Linked DNA regions of Homo sapiens: region 1 is linked to region 2. A link is an interaction called in ENCODE POLR2A ChIA-PET data of the cell type or tissue named here. Cell type or tissue: endothelial cell of umbilical vein. All regions are shown on one strand. Links, peaks and the distances in the headings refer to the core of each region. The heading gives the core; the rest is flanking DNA. Region 1 overlaps LOC124903296 (a long non-coding RNA gene). Region 2 holds the start of LINC02293 (long intergenic non-protein coding RNA 2293).

Evidence for each region. ChIA-PET counts read pairs that join two places held together with the same protein. Peaks named below come from ENCODE experiments on the same cell type or tissue, not always from the same donor. Only the 100,000 strongest peaks of a DNase experiment are listed, where the experiment ranks them.
Region 1: POLR2A ChIA-PET joins it to region 2 with 7 read pairs; 2 of 35 experiments call an interaction of 5 or more read pairs at or near these places.

Annotation. Positions count from the first base shown.
Region 1 is chr14:26,849,461-26,865,348 of GRCh38, forward strand. All of the region lies in intron 1 of LOC124903296 (a long non-coding RNA gene), which reads right to left. Among named protein-coding and RNA genes, the nearest start is that of MIR4307HG, 16 kb to the right of the region's middle. In endothelial cell of umbilical vein, for the core only: no CTCF peak of the experiment used is centred there; no DNase peak of the experiment used is centred there.
Region 2 is chr14:26,801,247-26,817,134 of GRCh38, forward strand. NOVA1-DT (NOVA1 divergent transcript) reads left to right here. Exons shown (of 7, transcript NR_147061.1): 7 at 4,990-5,221. LINC02294 (long intergenic non-protein coding RNA 2294) reads right to left here. Exons shown (of 4, transcript NR_110033.1): 3 at 7,476-7,564. It overlaps LINC02293 (long intergenic non-protein coding RNA 2293), which reads left to right and starts at 8,102. Exons shown (of 5, transcript NR_110557.1): 1 at 8,102-8,194; 2 at 10,987-11,150; 3 at 14,490-14,596; 4 at 15,674-15,800. In endothelial cell of umbilical vein, for the core only: no CTCF peak of the experiment used is centred there; a DNase peak (open chromatin) is centred at 7,395; H3K27ac peaks cover 476 bases.

The DNA.
Region 1 (15,888 bases), core at 6,969-11,968, 50 kb after region 2:
GTATTCTTATAAGAGAAACATTCTTTTTTTTTTAATCAACTTTTAAGTTCCTGGGTACATGTGCAGGATGTGCAGGTTTGTTACATAGGTAAACGTGTGCCATGGTGATTTGTTGCACAGATCCACCCATTGCCTAGGTATTAAGCCCAGCTTCAGTTAGCTATTCTTCCTGATGCTCTTCCTCCCCACTTTCTGCCCAGACAGGCCCCAGTTTGTGTTGTTTCCCAACATGTGTCCATGTGTTCTTATCGTTCAGCTCCCACTTATAAGTGAGAACATGTGGTGTTTGCTTTTCAGTTCCTGCATTAGTTTGCTGAGGATAACTGCTTCCAGCTCCACCCATGTCCCTGCAAAGGACATGGTCTCATACGTTTTATGACTGTGTAGTATTCCGTATTGTATGTGTACCACATTTTCTTTATCCAGTCTACCATTGATGGGTATTTGGGTTGATTCCATGTCTTTGCTGTTGGAAATAGTGCTGCAATGAATATAACATGTGCATGTATCTTTATAATAGAATGATTTACATTCCCTTGATTATATACATAGTAATGGGATTGCTAGGTCAAATAGTATTTCTGTTTCTAGAACTTTGATCTTTGAGGAGTCAACACACTGTCTTCCATAATGGTTAAACTATTTTACATTCCTACTGACAGTGTAAAAGCATTCGTTTTTCTCTGCAACTTTGCCAGCATCTGTTATTTCTTGATTTTTTAATAGTCACCATTCTGACTGGCATGAGATGGTATCTCATTGTGGTTTTGATTTGCATTAAGATAAACATCCTTAATTTAAGAACACAGAGAAGTTAAAATAACCAAATGCAAAAAAAAAGTATCATAAAAATCCTAAACAAAATTAAGTAGGCCTAGCAATACTATCAGACAGTCTTTAAAAGCAAGAGTTGGGGCCGGGCGCGGTGGCTCACGCCTGTAATCCCAGCACTTTGGGAGGCCGAGGCGGGTGGATCATGAGGTCAGGAGATCGAGACCATCCTGGCTAACAAGGTGAAACCCCGTCTCTACTAAAAATACAAAAAATTAGCCGGGCGCGGTGGCGGGCGCCTGTAGTCCCAGCTACTCGGGAGGCTGAGGCGGGAGAATGGCGTGAACCCGGGAAGCGGAGCTTGCAGTGAGCCGAGATTGCGCCACTGCAGTCCGCAGTCCAGCCTGGGCGACAGAGCGAGACTCCGTCTCAAAAAAAAAAAAAAAAAAAAAAAAAAAAAGCAAGAGTTGGTAGAGCCGAGGAGAGATATTCATAACAATATAGGGGCTAATCCAACAAGAAAATATCACAGTCTTAAATCTGTACATTACCAAAAACATATTTTCAAAATTTACAAAACAAAAGTCGACAAAACTAAGAGGATAAATTAGCAAATCTACTATTATGTTGGGAGATGTTAACATACCTCTCTCAATGGCTAATAAGGCAAAAAATATTAAGCATATAGCATGCTGAGCAACACAATTAACAAATTTATCCTGATTGACAGACATATATAGAAAGCTGCAATGAATAATGACAGAATTCACATTTTTTTCAAACACACATGAAACATTTACCAAAATTGTCCATTTGCTGCCACAAACAAAACCTCAATGAATTTGAAAAGATTAAGATAACACAGATGATGTTATATGACCATGATCATATTACTAGAATAAATAACAAGAACACAACTAGAAAAACTCCCTGGAAATCATACAATATACTTGTAAATAATTCATGAGTCAAAGAGAACTTAAATTCAGAAATGTAAAGTATTTTGAACTGAATATGAATGATGACATAGCATCATAAAACTTATGAGATGTAGATAAAACAGAACTCAGAGGTAAATTGATAGCCTTACACCTAGGCAAGCAATAGCACTTCAAAGGTAAGGAAAGACCTAATAAACATAAGAGCAGAGGACAATAAAATATCTCATGCCCTTTCTGTTTCACTATCCACTACCTGCATCTGCCAAGAATCACTACTCTTCTAACATTATATGCTAGTTTTGTCTGTTTTTGAAATTTATAGCAAATGGGATACCATAAACTATGTGCTTATGACTTCTTTGCTCAATATTATGTTCATTAGATTCATCCATGCTTCTGTAATGCATCTGTAGCAGTATCAATATGATAAATTAAAATCATATTCTTTTCTAATGCTCATTCTTGAATTCCTAGGATGCTCTCAGTTCAGTTGTAATGTACTCTTTTGTACACTGAAAGAATCAGGTATTTTTTCAAATGTTATTTTAGTTTTGGGGGTACAGGTTGTCAAATTGCATGTCATTAGTGTAAATAACATGTCACTGGGGTCTGGTGATTTCATCACTCAGGTAGTGAGCATAGTACCCGATAGGTAGTTTTTTGACCCTCGCCTTCCTCCCATCCTCCATCCTCAAGTAGCCCCCATTGTTTATTTTTCCCTTCTTTGTCTCACATGTACTGAATGTTTAGCTACCACTTATAAGTGAGAACTTGAGGGATCTGGTTTCTGTTCTCACGTTAATTTGCTTAGGATGATGTCACCAGCTGCATCTATGTTGCTGCAAATGACACGATTTCATTTTTTGTGTGGCTGCATAGTATAGCATCTACATGACATGCAATTGACAACCTGTAACCCCAAAACTAAAATAACATTTGAAAAAATACCTAATTCTTTCAGTGTACAAAAGAGTACGTTACAAAAGAGTACATAGTATGGCATAGTGAATATGTACGATATTTTCTTTATGCAGTCCACCATTGATGGGCATCTTGGTTGAGTCTATATCTCTGCTATTGTGAATGTGCTGCAGTGAACATATGTGCGCATGTGTCTTTATGGTAGAACGACTTATATTCTTTTGGTATATACCCAGTAATGGGATTGCTGGTTGAATGGTACCTTTGTTCTAAGTTCTTTGAGAAATCTCCGTACTACTTTCTGTAGTGCCTGAACTAATTTACATTCCCACTAGCAGTGTATAAGTGTTTAAAGAATCAGTTTTCTAATATTAAGAATTTTTCTTCCATTTTAAGAAATCACACCTACTTCTCATTCTGCCCTTATGTAATTTTCACATTAATGTAAGGCCCATCGCATAAAATAAATTCTCTCTTGAGTCTCAGGGACAAATTTTTAAAGGAGGAGATTATTTGTTAATTTGTGGTTTTGGAGAACCTGTACAGGCACACCTCAGAGATACTGCAAGTTTGGTCAGACCACCACAGTAGACCAAATATCACAGTAAAGTGAGTTACAAGAGTTTTTTGGATTCCCAGTGCATATAAAAGTTATGATTACACTATACTATAGTCTAAGTGTGAAATAACATATCTGAAAAAACAATGCACATACGAAAAATTGCTAATAATCATCTGAGCCTTAGGCAAGTTGTAATCTTTTTGCTGGTGGAGGATCCTACGTCAGTGTTAATGGTTGCTGACAAATCAGGGTAGTGATTGCTGAAGGATGGAGTGGCTGTGGTCATTTCTTAAAATAACACAACAATGAATTTTGCCACGTAAATGGACTCTACCTTTTACAAAAGATTTCTCTGTAGCATGTGATGCTGTTTGAAAGCATTTTACTCACAGTAGAACTTTTTTCAAAACTGGAGTCAATCCTCTCAAACCCTGCTGGTGATTTACCAACTAAGTTTATGGAATACTCTAAATCCTTTCTTGTCATTTCAACAATGTTCACAGCATCTTCACCAAGAGTAGATTCCTTCTCAAGGAGCAACTTTCACTGCTCATCCAAAAGAAGCAACTCTTCATCCATTCATGTTTGACCATTAGATTGCAGCAATTCAGTCCCATCTTCAGGCTCCACTTGTAATTCAGTTCTCTTGCTATCTCCACCACATCTGCTGTTACTTCCTCCACTGAAGTCTTGAACCCCTCAGTCATCCGTGAGAATTGGAGACAAAATTATCACAACTGTGAGGCTGCTACAGGCATCTAGTGAATAGGGACCAGATACACTGCTCAATATCCCACAATGTATAGGGCAGCTTCTGAAAACAAACAATTATTAGTCCAAATCATCAATGGTAACAAAGTTGAGAAATACTGGTGTAGACCAATTCAATTTCTCTAATGGTTATAGGTCTTTTATGAAATATATTTGCAAGTTGTCCTCTTCTAGTAAGTCTTTTAATTAAAAGTTTATATTCATTGGCTAACTTTGTTATTAGTTTTTTCTTAGCATTTTAAATCTCTGCTATAATTGTATCACTGTTGCTATTTATTGTTAGTATTGTTCATTTTAGGTGTCTGCATTGGCTAATGCCATGTGCTAAAGGTATTGTAATCAAACTGGTGCTGTTTTAATATTAATTTTGTACTTTAAGCACCATAGAGTTTGATATTTTGATTTGAATTTCAAATCCATGTTAGGTTCACCACTATTTTGGATTCTCAGATCAGTTCTTTATTCACCTAAATTTCAGGGAAAAGCATAAGCTTACTTATAGTCCCTCTTTACCTACACGTGTCTACCCTTTTACTGAGGGCGAGTGTCTCAGCTTTGTGGGAGACTATCACTAATAATCCGTTCCTTTCTCAGACACAGAGTATTAGCTACATCTGGGCATTAAAATCCAAGATCAGTTGTTAAGGAGAGGAATTAACCGTAGCCCACTCCACCCCAGCAAAATTATCAGCTCATGTAGTTCTCCCCTGCTTTTCGTTCCTTTTCCAATTTTGGTTTCTGAGGATATCTCACAAGTGTAATTTAAATATTGGCTATGCAGTTAAAATATGCAATAAAATTTTATTCCACATTTGTAGCTGTTTGGTAGCAGCTGAGTTTTCAGATTATTTTGATCATCATATTGCTGGAATTATATCATCATTTAAAATAAATATTTGCATTTTCATGAGTTATTTAAAGTACATTTATAATAATTCTGACTCAATTTATATTTGGCATGTTACATGCCATTTCAAGAGGGTTCTTTGATTTTATAATGTATAGCTTCTGTAATAAAATAACACCTATGAAATGTTTGTTGGTGGAAATATTTTTATTAATGTTCTAAAACAAAAAGAGTCATCATCAGGCCCTATTCGTTTTCTTATGTCAAATTAAATATACATGTAAGTTACCTGATGTTGAAGCCTTTGTTTTTTTAACTTGTCTGGAGAAATTCCCATTGTAGTAGGCAACCCCCTTCTCGTTGTGAATTTTGGTCAGTCCTGAAAAATACAAATGATGTCGGCCGGGCGCGGTGGCTCACGCCTGTAATCCCGGCACTTTGGGAGGCAGAGGCGGGCTGATCACGAGGTCAGGAGATCGAGACCATCCTGGCTAACACGGTGAAACCCCGTCTCTATTAAAAATACAAAAAATTAGCCGGGCGTGGTGTCGGGCGCCTGTGGTCCCAGCTACTCGGGAGGCTGAGGCAGGAGAATGGCGTGAACCTGGGAGGCGGAGCTTGCAGTGAGCCGAGATTGTGCCACTGCACTCCAGCCTGGGCGACAGAGCGAGACTCCGTCTCAAAAACAACAACAACAAAAAAAAACAAATAATGATAAGATATTTTGCTATTCAATGAATTTATTTAGAGATTGAAAAATGAAGTCCTTATATCATTAAGGTTTTTGAGTTACCAGCAACAGAAAATTAGTCACTAACTTAAGAACAAATGAATGAATTTAACTAATGTGTGTTAGCTCAATAGAATAAAGAAAAATCTGAAGTCTTGGAAAATTCAAGATCCTTGGCTGTTTTAGGAATTTGGATTTTAAGAAGTATTGCATAATCTCTGCAGAATTTCCGGGATGAAACAGCTTCAACTGTTTTCTGTCTTTGTTACTCAGGTTGATTGAAATTCTTAGGAGAGAGAGTCAGACTGACCTAACTTTGGTCATATGCCCATCTCTTTTTAGTGGAAGAAGATAAACTTTACTGAAAGTCTCACTAGAATTCATAAGGGTACGAATTTGTGTCTGTTATCACTCAGATATGCTGCCAATGATATTGAATACTAGAACTACAAACTATTATCCTCATAGAACCATAAGCAATTATTGCTTGCTCATATTTCCGTGGGTTTGCTGGGGTTTGGCTGATCTTAGCTGAACTCACTCTGGCTTGGCTACAGGCGAGGTGTTGTTTTAGCTCATCTCCACATGTCTCTCATTATTCTAGGGCCTGTGTGCCACCAGGGGTATCTTCTGTTCATAGCAATGGCTAAAGAACCCTGGAAGCACGGGTTCAAGTACATGTGAAGCTTCCGTGTCATGTCTGCTCACACTCTCATTGATCAAAGCAAATAACACAGCCAATCAACGAGGTAGGGAAGTATAATCTGCTACTGTTGAAAGAACTGCAAAAGATTTAAATGTAGAGAGGGGGAAGATTGGGAGTAAAAACATAATGTAGTCCAGTTTCCTGAAGGGAAACCTGTGTGCTTTAACAAAAGATGGACAAAAAGGTATATTACTGGAAAATAAAAAACCTCATATGTACACTGCAGTGTCTAAGACATGTCTTAATAAGTACATTTGGTTACAAAGTGAGTATGGACAAAATTGGGAAAATCAATTTTTATTAACTATATTTTAGAAAAGGAAAACATTTTATTTCTTTTTAGTCACACATAATTTAATTGTATAACACATACAGGTTCCAGTTAAGCCTCTTTGAGTAGGAGAATCTGGTAATAGAATTATCAAAGAACAACTTGGCACAGATAGAGCTGAACCTAGAAGGCATCAGAATACTTTCGCCTTTGTTTTATCCACGTGACTTCCTTTATTTTGAAAACATTTATACTGAAAAAATCAGATTACAATGTGTATGATTTCAGTCATAATGGGGAAAAGGGATGTTATTTATTTTAGGAATCTCTGATATACAATCTTGAAGTTTCTTCACTCACTAACTTTATCAACCAATTCTCCATTCTGCTTTAGTTTTCTAATTCATAATAACATACAGAAAAATCATGGGGCCATTCTAAAGAAACTGCTTGTGAAAAATGGCAGGTTACATTTAAGATAATACGTAGATACTTTTCCCTTAAGGGAAGTATTTCAATTAAGTAAGGCGAAGGGAAATAATCTAAGAGTTTAGGTGGGGAGGGATGAACAAGTCAGAAATGTGAAGACTAGCACTAAAGAGTATACCTCTTTAACGAGAAAGCAAAAATCTTACATTCTTACAAATGTATATTCATCTAAATTCACTTACATGCTTATAAATTAAACCCGTGTTAGTTCACTAAACGGTGCTTTAATTGCCTAACTTCTGTATACTTGAGGTGTGTTACCCTTGTTAGAATTGTTCCCTATTGGACTTCTTGTTCACTCACCATTTCCAAAGTGATGGGTTCTTCCTAAAACAATTTCTTAGGGGTCTTCTCCTCTTAGTCCACCAATATCTGGAATCTAGACCTAATGTCTAGGAAAGTGCCTAGCACAATTAAATGTGCTCTTTAAATTTTAGACAAAGAAGCAAAGCAGAAAGGAAAGTATCCGTTTACAGTGTACTGTGAAGGGAAAACATATGCCACAAGTGCCCATCTGTGGAGAGTCTGAGTTTCCCCAGGAGTTCACAACACTGTGCACTGCTAGCTGAGAGGACTTGGCAGTCGATTCTCATTTCAGAGATCCAGAGTTCTTGTTTGTTGTGACTATCTCCTCTTGGGCTTGTCTGCCTTTTCCTTCTCCTAAGCATGACAGTGATATCAGCTGAATTTCATTCCAGCTCTTCTGAAATTGGACAGCTTTGTATTTCCCCCTTGGTTCCAAGGATCAAATTTAAATGCTATTTTAGCCTCTTGCTGCATAGGGAGCCTACAGGATATATTCTGCCTTTGCCATAGAGAACAGGCCTTTCAAACATGTGGTAGAAAACCTAAGGGGGTTGGTTGTACACTGGAATTGGCCAGCGTACCCAGCAGCTTGCCTAGCCCTTGTAGCAAACATGTTAATTCAAGCTTAGTTATGCTAAACCTCAAGGCTTGTTCTTTGAAAATTAAATTGGTACTTCCACACAATTATTGGCTGAATATAATTTACACTGAGGTCCTAACTAAAGCTTCGCCATAGCTGTGAGAATAGTTAAGCACAGACCAGCTATTTTAGTCTGAAAAACTGCCCCTGGCATGGGAGAAGTAGAACTTTTGTTCACATGTGTTTTGCTTTGCCATATGTGAAACTGCTGTTAACGGCAAAAGACTGTTTCCTGAGTAATATTTCAGAGCTCTGGACTACTGTCTTTTGGGAATGTTCTACCTGCAAACTGGCTTATCAACTTTGGTCAGAGAAATTGTGTGGGTCAAAACTTGTATTTTACATGATCCAGAGTTGTTGCTATGTTTGAATTCTCATTATTTTGGTCTCCTCCTATGTTTGGATTGATGTTAACAACCTAATATGTTAGGTTGAACCACACTAAATTGTCATTATTCAACCGGTTTTGATAGACAAAGATGACATTTTCACATGGCTCAACCTAATAGCTTTGATTTCTAAAGCCATTTAAGTCCTATTTTATTCTAGCAATCTAGATATCATAATCACTAAATTATCAATCAGCTGGTGAATATGAGTGAGAAATATAGTGAGAAAACTGGCTCATCTTGAATTTTCCCTTGTTGAAGTCCTAGAGCTTTAGGCCACATTTTTGTTTTGACTGCTGGAGTCCTTCAGAGAGAAAGGGGGTTTTCATGCTCCTTTTTCTTTTTTCTTTTTTTCTTTCTTTCTTTATATTTACCAGGGCGGGCATCCTGAGAATTAAAGACTCCTTTCCCTTCCCTTTCTCTGGCTTCTCTCTTTCAAAGTCCTCCTTCTGTTCTGTCTTTTTAATTGATAGTTTTGAAATGGATTTAAAAAATGATTTTTCAAGACAGAGTTCTGAAGAAGAACCTCGGTTTCTCTTTTTGTAAGTCCCAGAAACCAGAATAAGCCCAAGCAGATGGCTCTTGCTCAAGAGCCAGTCTACTTCAGTACACAGTTCAGCGAAGGCTGCCACTGAGTCACACAGAGCCCTCTTTTTACTAACGGTGTAATCTTGAAATGTTGCCTAACCTTTCTGAGTGTCAGTTTCATCATTGGTAAGATGGGATAACTACCACCTACCTCACAGGACTAGTGCAAAGATTAAATATATAATATATAAGCCATGAAGTGTGTTTTGTTTGTAATGTACACTCAGTAAATGTCATCTCCTTTTCATTCCCCTAGGTTCTTTAGCCTCAAGACAAATCTCAAGGGGAAGGCTATGTAATTCCAGAGTTTGTCTTCTTTTCTGTTACTAGTGGGGACATTACAGGAAATCTTATCTTCTGCACTTTTTTTTTGTTTGTTTGTTTGTTTGTTTTTTTGAGACGGAGTCTCACACTTTCACCAGGCTAGAGTGCTGTGGTGTGATCTCAGCTCACTGCAACCTCCACTTTCCGGGTTCAAGCAATTCTCCTGCCTCAGCCTCCCAAGTAGCTGGGATTACAAGCACGTGCAACCACGCCCGGCTAATGTTTGTATTTTTAGTAGAGACGGGGTTTTACCATGCTGGCCAGGATGGTCTCGATCTCCTGATCTCATGAATCGCCTGCCTCGGCCTCCCAAAGTGCTGGGATTCTGCACTCTTTTGATGAAAAAGTTCATTGCCCTAGTGGGGGGATTGTGTTCTAAGATGGTTATATTTTATGCCCTTGTTGTTTTCTAGGGACTTCCCTGAAAAATTTGAAGTAGATTGTGGGAGTGTGAAGGAAAGGGGACTCCTGATACTACTTTCAAAAATCAGGTCCAAAATTCAAGAAAGAGTATTTATGAATATGCACGCTCCCTTATTTTAAAACACTTTGCAATATAATACTTTATACTATTAAATTGAAACAGGTAGTTGTAAATATTAACATTTTCCAAATGCCCGGGGTTGCACACAAATGCTGATTTGCATGTAGATGGGTGTGGGTATGTCTAGTTTCTAAATTTGAATGTCTTCTTGCAGATTGTTAAGGACAAAGGGAGATGAAAAACTCCTAATTCAGTGATTCTGATTATAGAATGTATGAGATATGGAATTTTTAAAAATTAATTAAATATTTTTTGAATATCTGTTAAGAGCCCAGTGCTATGCTAAGAGCGCTTTTTCTCTTTTGCTGTTCCTTTTTCTGGTCTGCAATTGCCTGTGCTTCCTTACCCAGTCTCTTTTGGAAAAGCCCTGAGAGACCTCCTCTGTTGGCTATCTGGAAAGTCTCTGCTAAGAAACAAAGAACTCCCTGTGTTGTACCTCTAGGGAACAGAAATGTGACGGATGATGGCTAAACTGGGTGCAAACACAGCTATAGAGCTGAGTGAACTGTCAACTGGAAATAGCTCCTTCCTAATTCTAATGAACTTTATTTGTGGAATATTGCCTCAACTACCAGTATTGCTTTGGGAAAATTCTATTCTCTTTGGCAACACAAAGGAAGCTCAGAGTATAAAATGTAGGGATGGAAAGTCCAAAAATCTATTATGTTTATTGTTCATGTCATACTTTTTTTTCCTGCAGACTTTTATTTTCTCAGCCCACAAGAAGAGCTGAAGAGAAGCAAATTTTTCAATTTAAGGCTTGAGAATACAATTTACACATGTTATATATAACATTGCCAGAGGCAGGATTTAAACACTCTTGGATTTCTGTAACTAGTGTCATGGTAACATAGTGGAGGGCTTCTGTGTAGTTTCAGGTATTTTACTTGTATTTGCTTTTATTTTTATTTTTCTCACAATGGTAGATTCTTGTGAAAAGTCCCCTTGTTAAATGAACTTTGGTATAATATGAAATTTACTACCCAGTTCTTCCCGTAGAAAATACAGCAATTTTGTCACTATGTGAGTATTATTGCCAGAATATACCTGCTAATTTGCTGATGGCTCATTTTTAAAAGATTCTATAATATACCTTCGATTATTGCTATTGAATATAATACTGTGTCTCTTACATTTTACATAAATGACTCGAGAACATCCACTTTTGTGCAATTATTTTACTAACACAATTAACTACAATATATGACATAGAAATAATTTTTTACATAAAATCAAGGATATATTTTCAATCAAAATCCTTTCTACATTTAGAGAAGTGTATTCTAACCAAAAGATAATGGAACCAATTGTGCTCTTACCTAATTTGCCAAAATATATTCTTTAGATTGATCATTTTATGTTTAAAAAGTGAAAATATTCCTCTGTAGACATTTTCATTAGTTGTTGTTTTATAGAAACTCTTGGTACTATTGTTGATCTCGTTTTGTTACTAGTGCATTAAATATATATGGAGATTTGCATGTTAGTTAAATGTTGCTTCGTGGATTTGTGAGGGTCAGGTACTAGAATATACACACATATTCTTCATAGGAAAACATTAATTTATTCTACTTCATTCTTTTCAGATTATTTATAGTTATTGTCTGTTGAACAAAATAAAAATAATTGACCGTTATAAATGATTTTGGTAAAATTGCATTCCTATAACTTCAGTGTCTCTGTAGCTTTTGGTGTGTAACAATGGTAATCTCAGGAATGGGAATATGAAGGTCAATATGATCAGAAAGAAAAAAAGTCAAAATGATTTGTGGAATGGTTTTGTTGTGGGAGAAGAGATAACAAGGAGGCTATTTTACTGACAGAGTTATAGGATGGATGCAAATGAGAACAAATTTTGTATTTGCTATGGACAGATATTTGAGAATGATGAATCATAGAACATTAATTAAGTAAAGCAATGGGACTCAAAAGAAATGGGAATTTCAGAGAGAAATGAACAGATATGTGTGGTTCCCTGGGCTCTTCTGCTTTGTTATGGTGGCTTACAATGATTCCATTAAATCCCACTGAGAAACGAAGATAGAAAAAAAAATTAGGTCATTTTGTAATCTAATAATACTCATTTTATTTTAGTATCTAGTATTCTAGATCTAGGTCTTGGACTAATTCCCAGTGGGCATTCTACATACTTTTGTAAACTCTACATCATTCAGCAAGAATAGCCTTTGTGCAGCTAAGGCCGAGGACATAGTCACAAAGGTATATGACAAAAATGTATGTTGGGTTGGTGAGGCAGAACCTCTAGCCATTACTAATTTCGCTTAGAATAGGAATTCCTCCAAAGAACTCAGTCTCAGTAGTTAGGAAGCAGAATCAAATTTAAACCATAAATACTTGAAAAAGTTCTATTAAACATGATATTTATAAATAAAACAAAAAATTGGGTGGATATAGCTGAGCACATTATATGAAATAGTCTACATGTTGATGCTAATGTTGATTACTAGGCTTTCATTACAAGAATATTGCTGAAGTCCCTGTCCAAGTGTAGCTGAGACATTAGTATATGGGAACCTGGTTCCATATTTGGTTAGCCTCTGATAAAAATTGTCTCTTAGCATCCCATACTATTTTAAGCTTGTTTTTGTCACTCCTCAATATGATGCCAAATTATCTATCAGAGAGAGCCTAACACCTTTAAGTGTCATCTGTATAGGCATTTACTTATCAACAGAGGTTTCATAAATTCTATTAATATAGTTTAATGTTTACCAATGCCGTTTGCTATTTCATAAATTCATACAGTGCAAGAAATGCTGGAAGTATGGAGGACTGTCTCTCCTTACCAGAAAATAGGCTAATGCTTACTGTAAAACATTCTTCTAAAAATATTCAGTGCTTGTGGTTGTAGTCTGAAGTAGGAGTTTTAAGAGACTTTCCTGATTTTTTTTTAAAAAACACAGTGGAAGTTTATTTCTCGTTCACATGAAATCCCCCTCGTGTTTCCTAAGAAGCTTCCCAGATGAGTTTTGCAGACACAACGGACCTTTCTTTAGTGTCTCTACCTGAATTTTCATGGCAGAAAATAGCCTCTAGTTGTTGTATAGCTCTAAAGGTTCTCATTTATTCAGATATACATTATATTGTATATCCATGATTCCTTGCCTTCTAGTTTAAGCTATCATTTAAACAATAAGGGCTAGGGTTAAAAATGCTCTTTTTACAGCCCAGTGGTGTCTTATTTGGCTTTTATTACAGAACTATTTTATTTAAGCTTAATTATAAATATTTACTAATGACTTACCTATGTGCCATTTGATGCCAAAAGTATATTAAGGAGTATTAATATGAATTGTATAATATAACAACTGGAGTTACTAAATGAAGCATGATAATGAGACATATCAAAAAGAGTATAGCAGAAACAGACTGGAATTTGTTGGTAGTCTCAGTAGGGAAGCATGTGTTTGTATCTTGTAAGATTTCTGTACTCAGTGTGGAGTGTCACAGATGAAGTGATACCAGGCTCTTGTAAAGCACAAGAGAAAAACCATTAAGATGATAAACTTAAAATATAACACATGAGTTAAATGAATATATAACTAGAGTCAGGATATCTGGCTTTATATTATTTTATTAGGCAATAATTTAGTTAGTCAATAATACAAGAGGCTGAGTAGCTGTATCTTGACAGGGACATGTATGTTTCTATAGTAGAACTCTCTAAGATTCTCATAATACTGGGAAAAAATGTGGTTTTTTTTTTCTAAGTTTGAAGGATGGGCAAATCAGTAAGCTCGAACAAATAAAATTGTTGTTGGAATCCTAATATTTGCAATTGTTATAAATGAAGCGGAAAGAGAGGCCAAAAGACTCATATCTTGTTTCCTCTTCCCCATGGTCCACCTCCTTGTTCCCACTCACCTGAGAAAATACAGTTGATCATATCTGTATCAAGGAGAGCACTGCCAATATTTTGTTCACAATGGTTTCTTAGTAAAAAGTTGCTGATGATAAAAATGAGATCTGTTAATGCAATGCAAATTGCATGGAAGGCCTGTGTTCTTGGTGGCATTTATTTATTTTGGCAATGATTGTTCAAGCATTGCTGTTATAATTAATTAAATCTCCATTCAGAAATATTTATTACAAGTTTTGCTGCCAACAACTTTTTATTATGATTATTTCAGCTAAATAAAGAGGGCTTATGATCTAAGATCACATGTTTTGAAATCACTTATATAAATTAATTTTATAAATACATACTGACTGCATGTTCTAATTTGTAAATAGGTCAAATGATTCTTATCTCCTGAAAGCTCAGATTTACTATTCTAGATTGTAAGTTTTCATTATTTTGTGTTTGATAGCAGCTATCAGGTGAACTCAATTGTTTTCTTTTACTGGATATTTGAAAAGAAAATTGTTGGTTTTCCCTTCAAGTAAAGTAAGCAAGCTAAGTATCATTTAGTATTCTTAAGCTTCTATGTGAGGTTGAGAGTTGTACAATAGTGTTCTGAAATCATGATTTCTGCAGCACGTCATCATCATAATCATTCATATTTATTAAGTGCTTCTAATGTAACAAGCTGTCAATCTATCTTCACGGCTATATCTATGTATGTGAAACCAGAGTTTATATAATCACAAATTAGGTAGATAAGTGATAGAAAAAAATCATCCCAGGAAGAGATGAGTAATAGCACAGTGGTTGATACTGTGGTCAGTCTTAATGATTCACTTTCCTCTTTGGGGCCTTTGAGGTCTGTGGGCACGTGAACACGCATTTTTACTTTCTGCTTTCTCAGTTTATCACTATAATGGGAACAACTCTTTATTTTATTTTATTTATTTATTATTATACTTTAAGTTCTAGGGTACATGTGCACAACGTGCAGGTTTGTTACATATGTATACATGTGCCATGTTGGTGTGCTGCACCCATTAACTCGTCATTTACATTAGGTATATCTCCTAATGCTTTCCCTCCCCCCTCTCCCCACCCCACGACAGGCGCCGGTGTGTGATGTTCCCCTTCCTCTGTCCAGGTGTTCTCATTGTTCCATTCCCACCTATGAGTGAGAACATGCGGTGTTTGGTTTTTTGCCCTTGCGATAGCTTGCTGACGATAGTTTGCTGAGAATGATGGTTTCCAGCTTCATCCATGTCCCTACAAAGGACATGAACTCATCCTTTTTTATGGCTGCATAGTATTCCATGGTGTATATGTGCCACATTTTCTTAATCCAGTCTATCATTGTTTGACATTTGGGTTGGTTCCAAGTCTTTGCTATTGTGAGTAGTGCCACAATAAACATACGTGTGCATACTCTGGGAACAACTCTTAAAAATCATGGCAATCACCCGGAGCAGTGGCTCATGCCTGTAATCCCAGCAGTTTGGCGGGCCGAGGTGAGTCACTTAAGGTCAGGAGTTCGAGACCAGCCTGGGCACCATGGCGAAACCCTGTCTCTACTAAAAATACAAAAATTAACCAGGCGTGGTGGCGCACTCCTGTAGTCCCAGCTACTCCAGAATCTGAGGTGGGAGAATTGCTTGAGCCTGGAAGGCAGAGGCTGCAGTGTGCGGGGATTGGGCCACTGAACTCCATCCAGCCTGGGCGGCAAAGGGACTCCTTTCCAAACAAACAAACCAACAAATAAAAAATCATGGCAATTTTTTTTTCTACAAAATAAACTTACTCAAGAAACAGAATAAACATTTACAATTTTTTTAAAAAAATTTTGTAAGGAGTTAAAAAAGAAGGAAACAACATGAGATAAGAGTGCACAATGCATAAAACGGAATCAAAGTTATTACATTAAAACAATGGAGCAATGAGGCCGGGCACAGTGGCTCACACCTGTAATCCTAGCACTTTGGGAGGCCGAGGTGGGTGGATCACGAGGTCAGGAGATCGAGACCATCCTGGCTAACACGGTGAAACCCTGTCTCTACTAAAATTAAAAAAAAAAAATACAAAAAATTAGCTGGGCGTAGTGGTGGGCGCCTGTAGTCCCAGCTACTCAGGAAGCTGAGGCAGGAGAATGGCGTGAACCCGGGAGGCAGAGCTTGCAGTGAGCTGAGATTGCACCACTGCACTCCAGCCTGGGCGACAGAGCGAGAC
Region 2 (15,888 bases), core at 4,688-9,687:
AAATTTTCTTTTATAATTAGGTTATTTTAGTTAAACTATTTGCATGTAATTGTTTATACAACTGACTCCTAAAATACATTCAGGGAATTCTTAAGTCATTATTAATAAAAAATGCTTTGCAAAATAGAGACATATGATGTGAAACCTCATAAATATCCTCAGTCTGTATCCTGATAAAATAAGCAGAGAAAGATTAACAAATACATAAACTTTACATAACATATACATAAACTTTATTTTTTAGCCATCAAAAATCTATGGATATGCATTGTTTTTCTGAGAATTTGTATTCAGGAAAAGATGCTTTGAAAGGTATAGTTTAAATGGATGTTCCTATAGAAACCATGTTACCATAGAAAGTCACTTTCCTGACCAAAGACATGATGCCTAACTTCTAGAAGAAATGATTACTGGTATCATAGATAACAAATTAAAAGTAATATGAACTGTCTTTTACTTGGAAGACTTTCCAAAGATATACACATCAGCTAAACAGAGTGGTGCAATAGCTAATCTTACTTCTAATTAATGAATGAAATGATCAATAGAAGTGAATGTGCAGGTCAAGGACAGAAGGTGGGGACAAGAGAAAACAGCCAAAGTTCCCCTGGGAGTGAAGGCCAGACAGTTTCCAAGATGGAGCCAGGACTTGGCAAGGCTTCATGGAAGAAGCTTGTGGGCAGATGGCATGAGACCGTTCACAAATCACTGCTGGTGGTGCCTTTAATATTGTAGATATTTTTAAATCTTAGATGTACCCATTATGTGGTAGATACGCATGTGTTTTCGAAAAAATACAGTGACATCTTTATTTGTCTGTATGTGTGATGATCCCCTTCTCTTTACCTAAATGACATTGTGCTTTAGTTAGGTATTTTTCCATTTCCATTTTTTTTTTAACTCAACGGTATGTTTTTAAGATTCTTCCACAATGCTCTCAGCAATCCAGTTCATTGCTTCTACAAGCTGCTTGATATATTAGGATATTGATTTAATGCCATTTACTCTTGCCTCCATGGTATAATCAAGCTCTGGAAATTGAGTTGTTTTTTTTTTTACTTCAGTGAATTCCTGGACTGTCTTATAAACCTAAATAATAATTGAAAATTGTATTACTCTTAATTCTACTAAAAAATATTGAAATACAGGCAGTCCCTAACTTATGATGGTTCGGTTTACAATTCTTTTACTTTACAATGGTGTGAAAGCTATATATATTCAGTAGAAATTGGACTTTGAATTTTGAATTTTGATTATTGGGCTATGAATATGTGGTATGATACTGTCTCTTGATGTTGGGCAGAGACAGTAAGCCGCAGTTCCCAGTCAGCCAGGCAATCATGAGGGTAAATGCCAGTACCCTATGGTGTACTGTGTTGCCAGATGATTTTGCCCATCTGTGGGCTAATGTAGTGTTCTAAGCATAGTAATGTAGGCTAAGCTAAGCTATGATGTTCAGTAGGTTAGGTATATTAAATGCATTTTCTACTCATGATATTTTCAATTTATGATGGGTTTCTCAGGATGTAACCCCATCATAAGTCAAGAAGCATTTTAAAATAGGGACTATTTAGATAGAGTTTTAAAATATTTTGCAATCCTTGAAGTTACAAACCAAGTTTTTAATTTACTGAAATTGATTTAGAACCATCTGCATAAGATCTATCTTGTTGGTCTTTTTTCCAACTTTTATTTCAGATTTAGGGGATACATGTGCAGGTTTGTTACATAGACAAATGTGTGTTCCAGAGGTTTGGTGTACAGTTTATTTCATTACCCAGGTTATGAGCATAGTACATGATGGTAGTTTTCTGATCCTCAGCCTCCTCCCATTCTCAACCCTCAAGTAGGTGCTGGTGTGTCTCTTGCTGCTTTCTTTGTGTCCAAGTGTACTCAATGTTTAGTGCCCACTTTTAAGTGAGAACATGTGGTATTTGGTTTTCTGTTCCTGCATTAATTCACTTAGGATAGTAGCCTCCAGCTGCATCCATGTTTTTGCAAAGGACAAGATTTTGTTAATTTTTATGGCCATGCAGTATTCCATTCACCTTGTTTTTATATTATACATATAAACAAAAGCATCTCTAAATGATGTTTCTCAAGATACACAGTGAACTACAGGATGGAATCAACAAAGGATTTTACTGTAATCTATGTTTAGGAAACATAGGAGGTTACTTATTAAATATATTAGACATAAAAGCTCTGAAAAAAGAACAAAGCTTTTAGCACTAGAGTGATGCTTAAGAACATTGCCCTATAGTAGTTAGATTCTGCAAACCCAGGTGGAACCTTATTTCATATCTTAGCTCTAACATTTGCTACCTGTGTCACATTTGGCAAAGTTCTCTGCCTCTGTTTCTTTATCACTAAAGATTATTACTAAATTAAAATATGTTGCTTTTGGTAAAATTCTTAGGACATTACCTGATACATTATAAACCATACATATATGGATGATGAGTATAAAATCATTCACAAAAATACCTTTAACCTATTGTGGTTGATTCTAATATTTTTTTACTCAGTTTAATTTTCCTATGAACAGTGATGGTCATATGTACTACATTGATATAATGACTCATGATATACAATTTTAAAAAATTAACACAGATTGTTATCTTCTTGGAAAATCATAATGTACAGAAACCATTTAAAAATGTGGAGATGTCCTGCAGAGAAAAGAAAACCCTACTTATCATTTCTTAGACAGCACTTCTAAAGTTTACTTGTTCATAGAAATCTTTTCATCTAAACCAGGTTTAGCAGATCAAATTCTAAGATGGACTCCCCACAAGATTTCCTGCCTTAACCTTTTGATTTGTGAATGTAACAAAAGAGTATGCCCTGGTTGTGTTACCTTACATTGAAAAAGTGATTTTTCGGATGTAACTAAAGTCACTGAACAGTTGACTTTCAGCTAATCAAAAGGGAGACTATTCTGGTGGGCCTAACCTGATCACATGAGCCTTTTGATAGCAGAGTTAGTTTTCTCTAGTTGGCAGCAGAAAGAAAATCAGAGAGATTCAAAGTGTAAGAAAGATGTTGCATGCTGTTGTGTTCATGGCTTTAAAAATGGAAGGGGCCACATGCAAGGACCAAACAATTGCCTTTAGGAGCCTAGGGTAACTGCCATCCAATAGCCAGCAAGGAACTGAATTCTACCAACAACCTGAGTGAGTTTAACAGTAGATTCTTCCCTACAGCCTACAGATTGGCTGATACTTTGATTTTGGATTTGTGAGGCCCTGAGCAGAGAATCCAGGCATTTGCGCCCAGACTTTTGAACTAATGAACTGTGGGATAATAAAGAGATGTCACCTTCAACTAATAAATTTGTGGTAATTTGGTACACAGTAATAGAGAATTAATACACCAGAACACAACTCTAAATCAAAATACGCCAACAATAAAAGAGTAAGTGCAATTTCAACATGAAAAGAAAGATGTAAGAGAGGATTTCATGTTGTTTTCAAGTTTGGTTATGCCTTACTGGTACAAGAAAGCAAAAATGTCAGTTTGTGAAGGGGTAGCATTGTTTTACATACACTATGTTTTAAAAACAACACCCTATAAAAAGTAGCAGCAATAAAGCAAGGCAAGAACAAATAAAATTACCAACTCCTTTTTGTGGACTTACTCTGTTTCTTGTGTCTGGAAAGACTTTTCCACTATTCCACCACCTCAAAAAGAAATCCCATAAACCTTTAACTATCAAACCCTTACCCCTTTTTCCTTCCTTGGCTGAAAACAACCACTGTCTCCATAGATCTTTCTATTGTGGACTTCCTATGAATAGATTCATATCATATATGGACTTTTAAAACTGGCTTATTTCACTTAGCATAATGTTTTCAGTCATATCAATCTTGTAGCATGTATCAACACTTCATTTTTTATGGCCAAGTAATATGCCATTGTATAGATATACCACATTTATTTATCTATTTGTACATTGATGAACATTTGGGTTGTTTCTATCTTTTGGCTATTATAAATAACTGCTATAAACATTTGTGTACAAGTTTGTGTATGAACATATGTTTTCATTTCTATTGGATATACCCTAGGAGTGAAATTTCTAGATAATATCTGAATTCTGTTTAATCCATTCAGGAACTACCTGACTTCATAGAAAATTCACCATTTTACATGCCCATCATCTCTGTATTTCATTCCAGGATGTTCTTACCCCAGAATTTACTAACTAGGTTTCCTTTCTTTGGAAGATTCTTAGTCTTCAATAAGCAGCATCATGACTTTTCCATGATGCTCTTCCATCCTGATGCAAGTGCAGTTATTCCATAGCTTTCCACCTTATGATCTCCATCCATTTACCTCCCTATCACACACACAGTTCTATAGCATGATCATTGTGTTAGTTAAGGTTTCTGTTCAGAAAAAACAAAACCATGCAGAAAGAGGCTTTCTACAGGGAATTACTTTTTTAGAAAAGCATTGCAAGCAGATTATCATTAGACTTTTTGCTATAAGATCGCAAATCCCTGCTATTCCCAGGGCTACTTCCACTGCCATCATATATGCTGATGGTTGATGACAAGGGAGCAGAACGTTCAGCCTGTCTGAAGCAAAAACCTTCCTGTCAAAACTTGCTTGCCAGCCACCACTGCCCCTAAATGCCATGTGAATGCAGCTAATTCACATCTAGAAACCCGGTTTCCAAAGGAGTCTATGTTGTATGATTTTTATCCTCCTAACCTCTCCAAATAAGAGAGTAAAATGATGTATGATAAAACAAGTTCAAGTAACTACCAGTTTATATGTAGTTGAGTTCATTTCTCTGGTTGTTCCTCAGTGACTTTGGAGTGTCTCATCCTCAAACCCCACATCCCTTCACACTTGGCAATAGCTGCAGTTCTACCTTGGTCTGTTAAGAATTATGCGGGTGGTGGTGGGGGAATTGGGGGGAAATGTGCCTCGCCTATGGAACAGTATCGTTGACTATTTATTTCTTTTATTTCCTCTCAGTCAAGTTGGTGTGTATCTGCAAAGGCGATGGAAAGGAGTTCTTACATATGCATATTCTGAAGAAGGATGTTACCCTTACTGAAAAACTTATTCCAAGATATGTTTAATCAATCATGAGAAAAATAAAGAGACATCCTTATGAATGGAGAATAAAGTCCTCAGGGTTTTTTTCTAATTCCCCATGTGAATGAAGAGCTGTGTTATTCTAAATATAGTGTTTGTCATAAGGCAATTGTGTTGGTTTGAGTCCTTAGTCGCTGTGACACTGATAGAATTCCTATCTCCAATTGGAAGGTAAGTTGACCTTGCCTCACTTTTGGGCATTTACAAAGTAAAAGTGTCTTCATATTCCAGGTTACAATCCTCATAGAGATGCAGGAAGAGTCCAAAACTACCAAGGCAGACAGAAATGCACCATTGAGCTCTGCTGTTGAAAGCATCTGATGGTGGCCCATTCTGATGAGACATTGGACTTCCCTAGTAGGAAAGTTTGGTTTGGGGACTCCTGTCTTTCTGGCTCAGATTTTCTTAGAGCTGCACTGCAGTCTGAGACTCTACCTGCCCCACTCTCTTTCTTTCCCTTTCTTGTCAACAACATCAGTTCTGCATTGCAGTCTGAAGGATTTCTCTGCCTGATCCTGCTTTCTCCTCTTTATTCTTTGCAGTTGTTTCTAACTGCAGAATCTCTTGAAAGTCTACTCCCATCTGGCCGGGCGTGGTGGCTCATGCCTGTAATCCTCGCACTATGGGAGGCCGAGGCGGGCAGATCACGAGGTCAGGAGATAGAGACGATCCTGGCTAACACAGTGAATCCCCGTCTCTACTAAAAAAAAAAATACAAAAAAAAAAAAAATTAGCCGGGCGTGGTGGCGGGCACCTGTAGTCCCAGCTACCTGGGAGGCTGAGGCAGGAGAATGGCGTGAACCCGGGAGGCCGAGCTTGCAGTGAGCCGAGATCACGCCACTGCACTCCAGCCTGGGTGACAGAGCGAGACTCCATCAAAAAAAAAAAAAAAAAAAAAAAAGTAAGTCTACTCCCATCTTGCTGTCTGCTTTTCAGATGACCTAAATAAATACTTTAAAAAATATAATTGGTGAAACCCCGTCTCTACTAAAAATACAAAAATTAGCTGGACGTGGTGGTGGGTGCCTGTAACCCCAGCTACTAGGGAGGCCGAGGCAGGAGAATCGCTTGAACCTGGGAGGTGGAGGTTGCAGTGAGCCGAGATCACGCCACTTCACTCCAGCCTAGGCAATAGAGTGAGACTTTGTCTCAAAAAAAAAAAAAAATAAATTGTTTTGAAGATGGTGAATATGGGATTATCACCTCACCTGAGAATAGGAGTGAGAGAAATTGAATAAATATAGAGAAGTGAAGTTATTTCAATAAGAATTTTTAAATTTAAAGTCATGTAGATTCTGAGATGAGATCATATTAGAAGACAAGTTAGAAATGGACTACTTAGCTTTAAGAAAGAGTTAACATCTAGGTACATATCAATAATGGCTAAATCTATGAGCATTCTCCTTGAATGATGAAACTCCATCTTTGTTTCAGTCATGGAATTGCGCTGTTGAACTTTTTGTGTCCTGTCTAGGGCAAGTCTTAACTGCATCAGCCCTCATTACAGGTTAAATACACCCAAAGTCCCTAATCAACATTCACTGCATGTGTTTGTAAGTAAAAGCATTTGCGTTTCAATTATGGAAGAGTCTTTACTGTAATATGGAGACTATCTGAGCTTACTTTTGTTATTTCTGTAAAAGTAAGTTACCAGCCCACATTTATCTATTAACTTTTTGCAATAATTGTAGTATAATTTGTGAGCTTATTAAGAATGTGATTGTTTTTTAAATATTTGGAAACATTCTTTCTACAAAATACTAATAGCTCAGATGGGAAATATTTTGAATAATTGTATGTTTTAAGTATAGTCAATAAATCAAATAAATTTCAATTCATAACATTTTTCATTAGATGACAATGTTATATAAACTTAATATAGTTTCAGTGATAGGTTATATTTGTTTTTTCTTCCTATTCCCTTAGTTCATCTTGAAGCTCATTCTGGGTGTGTAACTGATTCCAAAGGCAATTTCCCTTCATCCTCAGTTTTAGGAACTCCCAGGAACCAAAGCTTAAATATCTATTTTCTTAGGAAGGCTACATTTATATAAATGTATTAAGCCTGATCCCTCTCTGAGAGCAAATATAATTACATTTGTTTTTCCCAGTTTGTAATAAAACTTTAAATAAAGATCTCTAGATAAAGGACTTTTACCCCCCTGGTTAAAATCTGCTTTCTTGTTTACTTAACATTTGGTGGTGATGCAATGTATAAGGTATCGGCCAAGGAATGACTCTGTCTTTTCCTGTTGTTTTCTTCTACAGGTTGTGTTTCACATGGATGTGGGTATGGTATGCCACAGCAATATGACATCTTGATTATGTGTATCTGTCAAGACTGTTTTAAAGAACATTCTCACCTCAGATTTCTTAGGTCATAACATTATATTCTTGGTATTCACAGCCTAAACTGTCATGCAGATGGAATACACTTTGCTTTCTTGGTGATCTGTGGTATAGAGAATGAGTTCCAGTTACCATGGGAAATGTATTTGTTTGTTGGCTTGTTTCTTGTCTTAATAGTGGTTTGTATTAAAAGTAAAATCAGAAAAATATCTAAAAAATCTATTGAGATGGTGGCGAACATTACGAATCTTAACCTTCTTATAGAATACCCAAAGAACAGATCTAAAGAATTTCAATAATGACCATAGGTTATGTCAAATAGTACATTAGCTATATATATATATATATATATATCTGTAATAAATAATATTTTGATTAATTTTCCACCAGATATATACATATGTAATTTTCCTGCTAATATATATTTGTACCAAATCTGTACATTTGAACTTTCCCTTCCAAACGTTTTTTTATTTGGGTATAGTTATTAGCAGTCATCTGTAGCAGGTCAGAGTGCTGGAAGAGAGGCTGGTAGACATCAAAATAAATGACTTCCGTGCCACATCTGAGATGCCCTAGAGGCCGAGATCATGATTCCCTTTGTCAAATAAACTAAAAGTTCTAGAATTTTCAGACTCCTGTTAGTTTCTGCTACCACTTAAGTGTTAATAGCTAATAATAGAGCAAGCTTGATTACTACCTTGGTGTCCTAAAACGGATGTTGGCCTGCCAGGTAATGTCCCTCCATTTGCATCTTGTTTTTTCTATCTATGTAGCCATGGAGAACACGTGCCACAATTTACAGGGGATGGTCATCTTATCTGTAAAATAAAGTGTTCCCGTCAGATGATCCCCAGTATGCTGAGTTGTGTTTCTCTGGTATTTTAATTAATTTATTATTATTATTATTACTGTTAATTTTATGTCTGATGAAGTGGCAAAAAAGGAGCTCTACCTGCTTTGGTTGCCAAAACTATCATGAATATTTTTAAATAGTATCAGAGGTTGATGAGCGGCTGGGTTTTTTTGTTTTGTTTTTTGTTTTGTTTTGTTTTGTATGAGACAGAGTCTCACTCTGTCACCCAGGCTGGAGTGCAGTGGCATGATCTCGGCTCACTGCAACCTCCACCTCCTGGGTTCCAGTGATTCTCCTGCCTCAGCCTCCCGAGTAGCTGGGATTACAGGCACCCACCACCACGCTGGGCTAATTTTTGTATTTTTAGTAGAGACGAGATTTTACTGTGTTGGCCAGGCTGCTCTCAAACTCCCTACCTCAGGTGATCTGCCCACCTTGGCCTCCCAAAGTGCTAGGATTACAGACATGAGACACTGTGCCTGGCCGAGCTGCTGATTTTTATTCAAGAGTCTATAGTTGTTTTTCCTTTTTTTCTTATTTTCTACTTAACTTCCAGGAGGCATGAGTGTGGACTGAATGGAACACTAAGATTTCTTCCAGTTCTATGATTTTATGAATTATTACTTGATAACTCTATATATTGGCAATGACATAGATGAGAAGTTTTCCTGATTTCTATTCCACTTCTTTTTTTTTTTTGCTTCTCTTTCTCCTAGGAAAACAATATTTTTTTCCCCAGATTACCATATCTTACTGTAGTAAAGAATAATTAAAATATTCAAAAGCAAAGCGTCACTGGCTGCCAAGGCTCTTAAAAATGCTCAAACATATTTTAGGTCTGTAAAGATTATCTTTTCTCATTCTTCATACAACACTAAAATATTAATCCTGACCATAGTGTGACTATATTAGTATTAGTATGAGTACTTTTAGATGCTTAGTAATTAGTTCTGCAAAAGATTGATAAAAGACACTATCATATCTATGAGAATTCGAGAATCATAACTTGTCTTCCTGTTTTAAATGCATGCTTAGATAACTAAAAATAATTTTAAACTGTTATCAGTCTCATTATTTTTAGTGAAAAATACACCTTTCTCCAGATACATATTCCTTTATCTGGGAAATATAGATGGAATCAGTGATATACCTGTTGCTGAGCACATTATTATATCATTAATGCTTATATATTTCAAATTATATGCATATTCTCTCCAGAGTGATTAGATCCCTTCTACAGTTAGGGTAATGAAGGCTTTATTTGCCTGAGGGGACACAGGGAACCATTTAGGAGAGTGAGGCAATTAAGCAATTATATAACATTTTGAAAACATTCAATACTTCCCACCATTTGATTTGTACTTCTGGAGAACTGCTTTTCTCATACTAGCTGGTTAGAATAGTAAAAATCCTCACACCCTCCCCTCCCATCTGTCATTTTTTTTGGTCATGAAATTATACCTCATTTTACAAAATGCATTTTTCTGAGAAACTAATGCTTACATTGAATTTTGCAAGTTTAATAATTAAGGATTGGAATGTTTTATTTAAAATAATTAAGATTATTTTTTAAAAGTATCACGTGTGAAAGTAATTATCACCCCCAAATTGTATTTTGCAAATTGTGCCTATTTTATCACTACTATACATTTAGGACGAAAAGAAAAAAAGTTGGGGGTGGATAATCTATCATAATACAAAAAGAAAAACTCTTGAGTCAGTGTTACTTTTCATTGGGGAAAAGGCAGGTGGGAAAAATAGATAAATACAAGTTAGAGTTAATCCTAAAATCTCATTACAGCTTAAAATATCAATCTCTAGAAATACAAAACATTTGCCAAAATAATTGTTAATATGTGCAACACTACCCAAATTAAAAAATGCAATTCTCCCTTCTGCTAGTCCTCCTTCTGTACCAATATAATTAGCAATAAAATTGAAGGCAACAAAAATAAGAAAAGACATAATGATCCTGGAAAATCTACAAAATGGATTATCATTTTCTAACAATTGTTAATACACTGTGTTTTTTATGTGGTGGTGTGATAACATTTTTTTCTTGCTTTCTTGTAAGTTAGGTACTGTGCTATATTTATCTTTGACAGGGCACCTAGCATCTGATAGAAATTCTAAACAGCAAATGGTAGTATGATATTTTTATTATCTATGCCTCTTAAAACTCTGGCCAATAGCAAGTAACACCATTTCCACCTCCCAGAGGAGAAAGATAAACACAAAAGGAGCTTAAGTGGATAAATCACATAGCATGGACACAGAATCTTTTCTAAATAAATAACCTATTAAAATAGAAGTTGGCAGTCTTATAAAAAGAAAATAAAAGTTCTGATGAGGAAACCTGGGTTGTTTCTCAGCTCTAACTACAAAAATAAACATCCTTGAGAAATTGCTGAACCTCCTTGTTCTTGCTTAATGTAAAATGAGAGGGCAAGATTAAATGATCTCAAAGCTCCCTTTCAGTTCAGGGACTGTGAAATAATATGGTAAATAGGCTTACTTAGGACCTTCTCGGGCACTAGCACTTTAAGAGTTTTACGTGGATTGTATAATCATCAAAATAATCCTGCATAATAGACACCATTGTTAGTTGCATTTTATGAAGAAAGTGAGGCTTAACCATTGAAGTATTTTACACAATGTCATGTGTTTAGGGAGCAGCCAAGGTGAAGTTTTCAACCAGGCCGACCAACTTCAGAGTCCACTGGCTTCAAAACAGTGCTTTACATCCTCCTTCCAACATTATTCACAAGCCGATCAAGACTGAGAGAGTCACAAGTGTGTGAAACCTGTATTCTTTCTGACTTCATTTTCCCTGGTAAGATGGTTACTTGCCCACCAATCTGGCTTATGCTACAGTGAAACACAACTTCTTTATGGTTAACGTTTTTGTCTGTGCTCATTCTTTAGCTGTAATCAAGAGGGTGGCACATCTTCCAATAGGATATTTATCCTGTGTATTTTCCAAAAACTGGCCATGCAGTCACTAAACATGGATCAGAGAGAGGTTCATGGAAATTATAAATGAACAGTCAGGAGAGAGTCTTTTGTGGCAAAATTACAGGAATGTCTCCTCAGGTCAAAGTCAAAGTAAGGATGAATTAACTCCCGAAGCAATTTTGAAAAGGTGAAATTCAATGATATTGCAGTTGTTGGACCAGGTGTTAAAATGTTATTGGGTGTTAATTTAATTTTCATCCTGTCAACACTCATCTGAACTGTAACAGCTGCTAAACACAGTTCCACAAGAGCAAACTATCCTCACAGAGGAAGCAGATGCCTAATCAATAGGGCCAATAGAAATGTATGGCTCAGCCAAGCAACACACACAAGGGGGAATGAATCCCATAGGACTCTGTCTAACCTGAATGAAAAAGAACTTAATGATGGTGAGGCTATTGAAGCAGTAAGAACAGGAGACTGAAAGTCCTGGATTGGCTTCCCATTGACTCTTTTTTTTTTTTTTTAATTCTGCATGACCTTGGATGGGACAATGCCTTAGTTTCTCTGTCCCCCTGAGCTTGCAGAGGTATTGTAGATGGAGTTTCAAATCTATTGCTATTTTTACTGCTATTATCATTTCATAGGTCTTGCACAGTTCTGAGTAAAAATCAGCTTTTTCTTAACAAAATGTAACTTTCTTGAGCTTCTAATATTAAAAGATAATAATGATGAGGTAGTAATAGTTAATAGCTGTCCTTCATTGCAACCTAGGGTGGAAATGAATAGATGACTTATCACTGAGAAAGGGAATTTTTAGATTTGAATAGTTTTTGAGTACTATAATTTAAAACATACTAAGATATGTTACCTCCCCTTCTGGAGATTTTCAAATAGAAAGTAGATCGTTGCGTTTAGACGAAATATAATCTTACCTAGAAACAGTGGTTTGACTATATAACCTCTTAAGGTCAATTAGAGCATGCATTTAATAGTTTTCTATAAGCTAGTATACCTCATCCAGAAGGTCAGCTTTATTTATGCATCTCATACTTGGTTATAGATCCCCCTGGGAGCATGTGGTGGTGTGGGGCTGAAATATTACCTGGGATGTTTTTTTTTTTTTTTTTTTTTTTTTTTTGAGAAGGAGTTTTGCTCTTGTCGCCCAGGCTGGGGTGCAATGGCGTGATCTTGGCTCGCTGCAACCTCCACCTCCTGGGTTCAAGTGATTCTCCTGCCTCAGCCTCCCAAGTACCTGGGATTACAGTTATCCACCACCATGCCTGGCTAATTTTTGTATTTTTAGTAGAGATGGGGTTTCACCATGTTAGCCAGGCTGGTCTCAAACTCCTGACCTTAGGTGATCCACCTGCCTCGGCCTTCCAAAGTGCTGGGATTACAGACATGAGCCACAGTGCCTGGCCAGGAATTTTTAATAAATGAAAATAAGTTGATATTTATTTAAGGAAGTAAAATGAAAATTTCACATGAATATTAAAATAATGCATATTTCAAATAATTTGAATGTTGAGATAGACCTTTTGGCCTACATACAGACACTTGGCAATTGTTCTTTCTTGAGGGGTCATCAGGGAGAGGTTCACTGTGGCTACTTATGTAGGATGTTCTCTTGAAGGAGAGATCTTTCGTTTTTCTGGACTTGTTAAATGTCATACCAACCAAAACAACAACAACAAAACACCCGTCTTTGACTTAGAGTTTCACAGTGCTTCTAATATTCCTTCTCTTCTGCTCTCTACTTCTACAGAAAGTGAAATATTTAAGGAGGCATGCAGTAGATGTTATTTCAGAATATATAGAAACTGTCCAGTGACTTTATGACAAAAAAAAAGATTAGTTTTGAGAAGATAAAATAATTGCGGCATATGGTCTGATGAACTGGATTTTTTTTTTTTTTTTCGGAGATACGTCAGTTTTTAGTTGGGAGAATTCAAAAGGCCATCAGGTGCATATTGAGAATTTTGTATCATAAAATTCTTATTCCAAAACATAAATGCAAATAAGGTTGATAAGAGGAACAACGCCAAGCTTTGGCTCTTTGGAGCTCTTGTAGAAAAACAAATACACAAAAATAAGGTCATGAATTGTATTTCTTAGCACTTAACTGAAACTGGGGACAAGAGCCATCATTCGTTGTGTTTAGTATGACAACATACTAGAAGGTTTTTTTTTTTCTGTTAGGTATTTGAAAAGCTTAAAATTTGGCACAGGACTGTAACATCAGGAATCCCTTCATTCCCACCTCTCTCTCGTCTTTCTTCTTCTGCCCCCTTTTCTCCTTACCAGTGGGAAACGAATTTAGATGAAACAATTTGATGAATGGATTTTGAGCAATTTCAGTGAAGAAATATGTACTTACAGGTTCAATTGGGTTTCTAGTGTGTTAATACATTATCAGAGTCATTTATAACCTGCATTCTTATGGCTGTAAATTAATTTCATTATATAATTTATATAAAAAAGATAATAGATTGATGCATGTTATTATTTCCTTACCTTCACTAATTAGGTTATTACTAAATGAGATCAGCTAAATTCTGAAGCTTTTAATGGAAAATTGATGTAGCTATTGTGAGCTCTGGAAATCTTATTTCTTTGTTCTATCACTATAATATGTGTATAAGGATTCATCACCAAAACTTGATATTTAAGTCAAATTAAAGGGCATTTTTACTGTAGTGATCAACCTTATACAATTTATGAAGATTTGTTTTTAAAAACAAAGTTCATAGAGAAATTAATGTTTCACCTTTTCCCTTATAACCAGATGGCTTCTGGAGGGAAAACTGCTTACAGCTTATTCACTGGCTTCTCAATGACTTCAGTGCAAGATGAATAATTTCAGGGGCCACTTTATCTTGACTATGCTGTTTAGTAACTAGTGTGATTGTTTGTAATGAAATGAAAAGAGAGACTGAAGAACGTAAAAAATGAGAAACTAAGGAGGAAACAGGGAGAAGGTTAATAACTCATTCTGAAAATACCTGTAAGATTTAGCCATGCCCTAAAGTTTTAATCGGTTGGGCCACATTTTATTCAGAAATTTAGTGAGGAGCCTATTAACCACCAAGACTTCATTTCTTTTCATATATAATATTTATTTGAGATTTGGGGATTATTCTATATCTTCTGATATGAAATTATAATAATGTGACTTTCACTACTGTTAGACAAATACTGATTGTCTTTCTTCCAGGGAACCTCAAAGAATTCAAATATGCTACTTAGTATACACACTAATGTTTGCTCACCCTTTGAGCATAAGCTCAAATTTTATTGTGGCTTATCTTCTCCAAAAAATGGGTAGGTCTCCACTTTTCTAACATGTATAATGAATTATTTAGTGTTTGTCTTCCTTGATGAACCCCCATGCTTGTCACAGTAGCTGGTATATTAGGAATTGAATCGGATAGAAATTCACAAATACTCCTCTATATGTATTTGAAAAAGCTTATCCACATTTGTTAGTTGGAGGAAACCAACACAAAGAGATTAAGATTTGCCCATGATCTCTTGAATCTCTAGAATCCTCATTTACTGAATTTTATTCTAATACTCTTCTTAAGGTAATACTATAATCCTTAAAGTTAAATGTAACCTATGGCTAATGAAAGCTGAAAGCTAAGGCATACATCTAAGCACAAGCCTAGAATTAAGAAAATGCTAGGTCTTACACTAATCCTGCTACTAGTAAGTTCAGAGAAGTTACTTGTATAAGTATGTATATGAATTATCCCCTGAAAAGTTGTTTTCTTGTTTTTTAATTCTAACAATGTTGTACTGAAGCTGTTTTAATGTATATTTTCAAGAGATGTGGTACAATATGGTCGTTTGAGAATGTGATATATTGCTTTTTCCTCATAGCACTTATCACTACCTTAGGTCTATCTATCTATCTATCTATCTATCTATCTATCTATCTATCTATCAGTTGAGGAGCTCCTCCTCCTCCTTGGCTTCATCTATAATGGAAAAGCCATGACAGCCTGAGAAGAAGGACTTTGTCTATGTTTTTCACTACTGTATCCCACCTTTAAGAACAGTCCCTCAGTCAGTAATGGTGCATAGATAGCATTGGGTTTGTCAGTGAGTGAATGAACCATAAATGTATGTCATCAGCACCGGCTCTATAGCTTAGCCTCAGTCTTAGTGAACTCTATGACCTACCTTAAGTGACCTTATTGAAAGCCTTGAACCACAACTTTAATAACAGTTCTGGTAGTATCTTTATTCTGCTTTTGGCTTTGATTGTTTCTTTACTTGTGTCTTTTGCCCAAATGGATTAACTATTTGAATGTATTGTTGCTAAACATTAATGTAGAATCTCCTTCCACTGTTATTGTAGGATTTTAAGGTTGTGGCATTTGTTGTTGTTTATAGGTCGAAATTTTTGTAGAATAGACAAATCAAGAATGATGACTTCTTAAGATGCAGTATTCAAGTTCAGAAATCTATACTCAGATGACCTTATGTAGGTCATCTGCTTCTGAGGTTTATCTCACCAGTGGTAAGTGAAATGGTATGAATATATAGTACTTCAAATAAATGATAGTGTAATAAACTAACCAGTCTCTGAGAAAGATAACCTGTCTTGT